Regions from separate parts of the Homo sapiens genome. Here region 2 is linked to region 1. Evidence: chromatin loops called from intact Hi-C (ENCODE). Cell type or tissue: psoas muscle. All regions are shown on one strand. Links, peaks and the distances in the headings refer to the core of each region. The heading gives the core; the rest is flanking DNA. Region 1 has its middle 18 kb from the start of LINC02205. Region 2 has its middle 38 kb from the start of DRAIC.

Region 1 (2,910 bases), core at 128-2,627:
CAGCTCGTTCTCTTCACTTCTTTTTCTCTTGGTGGTAGCGGTAGGGCCAGAGGGTGAGTAAGCCAGAAGGTTCCCCAGTGTGGTCTCGGTTAAGGTTACTGGATACTTGCTTCAGTCCCATGGGTGATGAGTTCAGTGTCAACTCACACCTACCCCACCCCACCCCTGGAGGCCCTCTCCTGGGTTTTTCTTTCCTCTCCCAAGTTCAAGTCAAAACATGGTCAACCCCCCACACTTCCCTCACCCCTGGCCCGGCCCAACCAGCCCCTAACCAGAGCACAGGGCGCAGTCCATAACCACATCTTGCAACATGATTCACTGCGTCTGTGGAGGGACTGATGCAATTGTGGGTGAGGAGTCATTTCTACTGATGGGGAAACCACAGCAACCTGGCCAGGGGTGGGAGGGCAATCCATGGGGACCTACCCTGAGACAGGCCGCGATCAAGAACCCTCAGCGTCCCCAGAGCAACCCAGCCACACCATGACTGAGGCCAGAGAGCAGAGGCCCAGGACATGCTGTCCTCCTGCGGAGAGGCAGTAGGCTGGGGGCCGGGAGGAAGGCAGGGGTCTTGGCAAGAGAGGGACTGTTCAAAGACAGCAACTCTTCCAGGAACCCCCAGAGTGATCCATCTTTCTCTGTGAGCAACATGGACGTGTGAGGTTCTTGGAGGAGGCCAGGAAACCACAAGCAGGAAAATCGCTTTCTCTGGGTGCTGGGTCCGTGCCTGGACCAAAGATTGAAGCCACATTGCTGCTCACTGCACTACATGGGAAGCACACACACATGCCTGGAGAGCATGTACTCCCACCGCCAGAGCAGGTGCCCAGGAGACACACAGAACTGAATCTGAAATTGCAGGGGCCCAGCAGCCTACATGCTGTGGCCTGGATCAGCTGGGCACACCTGCCTTGGGTGCCTGATCTACTGTTCATTTCCAATGCCCAGCTCAGCCACCTGCCCAGTGGACCCTGCGCTTATCCCTCTGGCTATGTGAGCTCAAGCCAGCAATTTCCCCTCTCTGGACTGCCCTCTCTCTCTTCCGAACCCTAGTGCTCACTTCTGCAACTTAGCAAGGGATTATATGATGCCCCGTGACAACACTTGCTCTTTCCCTGTGTTTCTATCTTATTTCTCCATTTTCATCATAAGCTATTCTAGACAGGGCTGGGCTAGCCTCGAGAAGTTATCCCTGCCCCACCTCTACTCACTGATCTTGACGCATCTCTGCAGAGGAGGTATTTTTACCCTATTCCACTGAAGAAGAAACTTAGGCCCAGGAGGTAATAGAGCCAACAAGGACACTAGTAAGGGGCAGACTTGGAGCTAAGACTCAAATGCGCTTCAAAACCCCTGCCCAGCATTCTCTCCAAACCCCAGCCACCTAACCCAATTCCTTCATGGAGTCTCCTGGTGAAGGGCCAAAGAGATGAGGATCTCTCCAGAAGGTACCAAGCAAGATGTAAATATGAGAGAGAATAACGTCTGACCTCCCAGATCTGCAGGTCACAGACCTACAGCTCCAAGATCCACATTTTTTAAAATGTGCCACCCCCCATCCTCACCGTCCCTTTGGCTCACAGTCTGGAGGCTCCCTGGAGCACCATAAAAGACAGAACTTAGCCATCCGTGTGCAAGCCTGACCCCTGGTGACCAGAACCTTGAACTGCATGGCCAACCAGGCAGGCCCAAGAAATTAAGAGATCTGGCACTCACTCACTTGCCCAGCAAACTTCTGACCAGCACGGAGCTTATGGATTAGGCCACATCTACCTACCCTTCAGCCCAGGTGACTCTGGAACCACAGGCAATGGAGCCTTATTAACCTAACCCCTCACATGGCTAGCACATATGTCCATGATGAGCATAACTCATGCATCATGAATCCCACAGCCACCTGGGAGGCAGATGAAGTCCTAGCCCCCATCTAGAGAGAAACAAACTGAGGCCAGAGCAGTGAAAGCAATGCTCTGAGACGTCACAGAATCAGTGACAGATGCTACGCTCAAACCTACAATTTTCTGACTTAAAATACCATCCCTTCCAATTTTCCTAACATCCCCACCCTCTGGTCACTAAGGGGCAAGAAAGAGATGAGGGAACATGGTTCCCAGGACACCCCACTTAAAACAAGCGGATTTTTCCAAAAAAAATAAATTTACTTAAAATAGATATACTTATTTAAAATAAAATACATGGAAGATAGCTTTCCCCCTTCTCTCAATCAATAGCCCAGAAGCACAAGATCCTTGACCTGAGAGATTTCAGGTCCAGAGGGGATGGACTAGACTAGGGCTGCCAGGTTAGCAAACGACCATACAGGATGCTCAGCCACATGTGAATTGCAGGTGAGTAACACCTACACCACTTGGGATATACTTATACTTAAGTGTGGTTTACCTTGAAGTTCAAGTTTAACTAGGATCCTCTATTTTATCAGCCAACCCTAGACCAGATGCCACTGGGGAATGGGAGAGAGGGGCAGCCAGGCCAGAGGGGTGCAGGAAGAGCCTGAAGCCCTGCCGCGCGGGGAGAGAGGTGGGAGATGAAGCAAGAGACCTACATGGGAAGGTGGGAGTCACGGAGGCCTTGAGTGGGATGAGTGTTTTCTTGAGGATTATTCTGACAAACATGTGAGGAATAAGCTGAGGGGGGAAGTGGGGACGTGGGGGGTTCAGCTGGTTAGGGAGGGATGCCAGGGTGCCTATGGGATGGCGGTTTGTGCATGGTTGCCTGGCGGAGGTTGGGGGAAGGAGTGGATTCTGGATCCATCCCGAAGGTGGAGCTGGCAGAAACGCCGCCTTCCCCTGCAGCTCCCTTTGAATCTCTGGCCTTGGTCCTTCCCAGTTCTGCCCCTCAAACACCCGCTGGGTTCCCAGCCCCAGTTCTGACTTCCCCTCTCTTTCTTCT
Region 2 (2,910 bases), core at 208-2,707, 960 kb before region 1:
CACATAGAATATGGCTAGTGAGACTGAGGAACTCAATTTTAAACTTTATCTAGCTTTAATATATGTTTAAAAACTAATAGCCCAGTTACTGGAAAACTTTTAAACACGTTTGAAACAATTTGTCTATGTGAGTTTACTCCCTCATCAAGAAGTATCCTCTTGGTCCAAATACAGATCAAGTATTTCCAGTGAGAATGTAGTGTCTGAATTGAGATGTGCTGAAAGTGTCAAATATACATCAAATTTGGAAGACTCAGTTTGAAAAAGAGTGCAAAATATCTTGATAAGTTTTTATATTGATGACATGTTGACATGATCATGTTTTGAATATATTGGATTAAGCAAACTATTGTCAATATTGATTTCACCCATTAAATTTTTTTTTAAAGGCAACTGGGCTGGGTGCAGTGGCACATGCCTGTAACCCCAGCACTTTGGGAGGCTGAGGTGGGCAGATCACTTGAGCCCAGAGGTTTGAGACCTGCCTGGGAAACATGGCGAAACCCCATCTCTACTAAAAATACAAAAAATTAGCCAGGTGTGGTGTCATGTTCCTGTAGTCCCAGCTATTCAGGAGGCTGAGGTGTGAGAATCACCTGAGCCCAGGAAGTCCAGGCTGCAGTGAGTCATGATTGCTCCATTGCACTCTAGCCTGGGTGAAGGGAGTGAGACCTTATCTCAATAAATAAATAGGCAGCTATTAGAAAACTTAAAATTACATGTGTGGCTCACATTATGTTTCTCTTGGATTATGTTGGACTAGAGCGACCCAGGGAATCTTAGGTTCAGATCAGTTGGGAAACTTGCATAGCTAATAAATGGCAGAACCAAAATTTCAACCTAGTTTTCCAAAGAGGTAGTGCTTTCTTTTTTGGTTAATTGGAAAACAGTGGGTTTGATCTAGGACCTCTAACAAGCCCCATCTGGGAAGGAGGCCGTGGTTCTCACCCTGGGCTCTGTGACCAACGCACTGCTCCAGGAAGGGGAGGCCTGAGAGAGGCTGGTGGGCAGGGCTAGAGCTCCCCCACCCCTTGTCCCTTGCCATACAATCACCAACCAATTCCATCAGAGAGCTGTGCTTTTATTGTTTCTCTTATACACGGGACCTGAGATTTCATTTGAGAATGCAATTTCTACTTAAAAAAGATGGAAAATCATCTGTGAAGAGGGAAGCCTTTAGACTCAAACAGACCATATACTTATGAATTCTTTGTGAGTTCACTACTTGGGGCCTCAGTTTCATCATCTGTAAAATGGGTGTTGGTGATACCTGTCCTGAGAGATTATGATGGTAATGAGATAATGGAGGATCTAATGCACGGCTCATAGCAGGTGTGCAATGAATGCAACTCTTCTCTCTTTTCCCCTCAAGACTGGCCTTGGACTCAGTTCTGACTCGTGTGTGTGTGTGTGTAGGTGGTGAACTTTCCCTAGGAGTTTCTTGCCTCATATTTTCCTTATTCCTGGAATGATTTGCTTTCAGTGGTAGTTTCATATTCATCTATAGACAGGGAAGGACATGGCAGAATGAGATAAAATGGGGGATGAATGCTGCTAAATACTGCCTTTGTGATTGTATTCAATTACATGGGCTTTTTCTTTGCCTGTTTGATGAGAAAGGTGATGAGAAAGGCAGGCCTGCAGGGGGCAGCACATGGCCAGTACTTCACTCATGAGGGACTGGCTCATGGGACTCCTGGCTTTGCAAGAAATCAGAGCCTTCCCAGGCATAGGGGAGCCTTGGAGATTTCTGCAAGGAGCCTCAGTTCTGGTGTTGAGATATTTATTATGCCCTGCAAGTTACTGATGCTGGTGGAATTAGGTCCTTGGGCTTCTTGGTCTCCTGGCCTCTGTGGTCCAGCCAGCCTCTTCCCCTATCCCTCAAGGATTACTTCTACGATCTCCGAACTTCAGGGCTGAGAGGGACTTAAATGGTGATCTAACCCTAACACATCATGTTACCAATACAGGAGGCAACCAACCTTGCAAGGTGGGGATGTGTGTATCTCCCATCTTACAGGAGAGAAAACAGAGGCTCAGTGAGGTTAAATGACTTTCACCAGGTCCCACAAGTAAGAAGTGATAGATTAAAGCTCTTTTGTTTGCAGGCATCAGAAATGTCTAGTCAGTTTAAGCAAAGGAGAGGAACATGGATCCTGGGGGGATTTCACAGAATGGCAAGAAAATCAACTAATTTGGCCTCCATGGGTGGGGCCCGGGGTAGCTCAAGATTGGCAGCAACAGTCTGTGGCTCTTTCTGTCCTGAACCTGCTCTCAGGGATGAGCACTAGCCCCAGTCCAGCCCAGACCCTGTATCTCTCAGGTCTAAAATTCAGGTTGCTGGGATAGAGGTTCTAGATGGACCCCTTGGATCACTCAGCAGTGGTCAGAGGTCAGGGGGTTACTAGCATAGTTATGGAGGATTTGTTTTGAGTCCTGTAGTGAAGCCCTGACAAGAACACCACAGGTGTCAACACCTGGTCGATGTGGGTCTTCCAAGGCTCAGCCGGGGCCTCTGTTCTGTCGCACAGTCACACAGTCTGCTCTCCAGTAGCTGCAGGCTAATCCCAGCTGTAAGGTCAGCCGAGGAAACGGAAGGTGCTGTTTGCATTTTAATAAGGAATCCAAAAGACCAAAGGCCTCTGGGTCCTAAAAGACTGGTTTTCTCAAATGGTGCAAAGTCCAGGTATTGTAACTGATGGGGCACCAGGGGTAAGGAGCCCTCCCTGGTACTTCCCGTCACACCCACACAAGTGTGCCTCCAACTTATAAAGTTCACCTGTTTATCTTGCTGCCGCTTGTTCCCCCAACTCCTTTCCATCTCCCTCTCCAAGGATTCAGTAATATGTTGTCTAGACACTACTGCTGCTGTTTCTCCTCCATTAATCCATTTTAATTGGAAAGTTATCA

What was found. Peaks named below come from ENCODE experiments on the same cell type or tissue, not always from the same donor. Only the 100,000 strongest peaks of a DNase experiment are listed, where the experiment ranks them.
Region 2: it touches region 1 in a loop (7-fold over the local background); 24 of 110 quality-filtered maps call a loop at or near these places.

The regions. Positions count from the first base shown.
Region 1 is chr15:70,486,569-70,489,478 of GRCh38, forward strand. No RefSeq gene overlaps it. Among named protein-coding and RNA genes, the nearest start is that of LINC02205, 18 kb to the right of the region's middle. RefSeq lists an enhancer at 169-228. In psoas muscle, for the core only: a CTCF peak has its summit at 1,653 (motif pointing left); DNase peaks (open chromatin) are centred at 363 and 1,653.
Region 2 is chr15:69,521,937-69,524,846 of GRCh38, forward strand. No RefSeq gene overlaps it. Among named protein-coding and RNA genes, the nearest start is that of DRAIC, 38 kb to the right of the region's middle. RefSeq lists an enhancer at 1,561-1,730. In psoas muscle, for the core only: a CTCF peak has its summit at 1,633 (motif pointing right); a DNase peak (open chromatin) is centred at 1,665.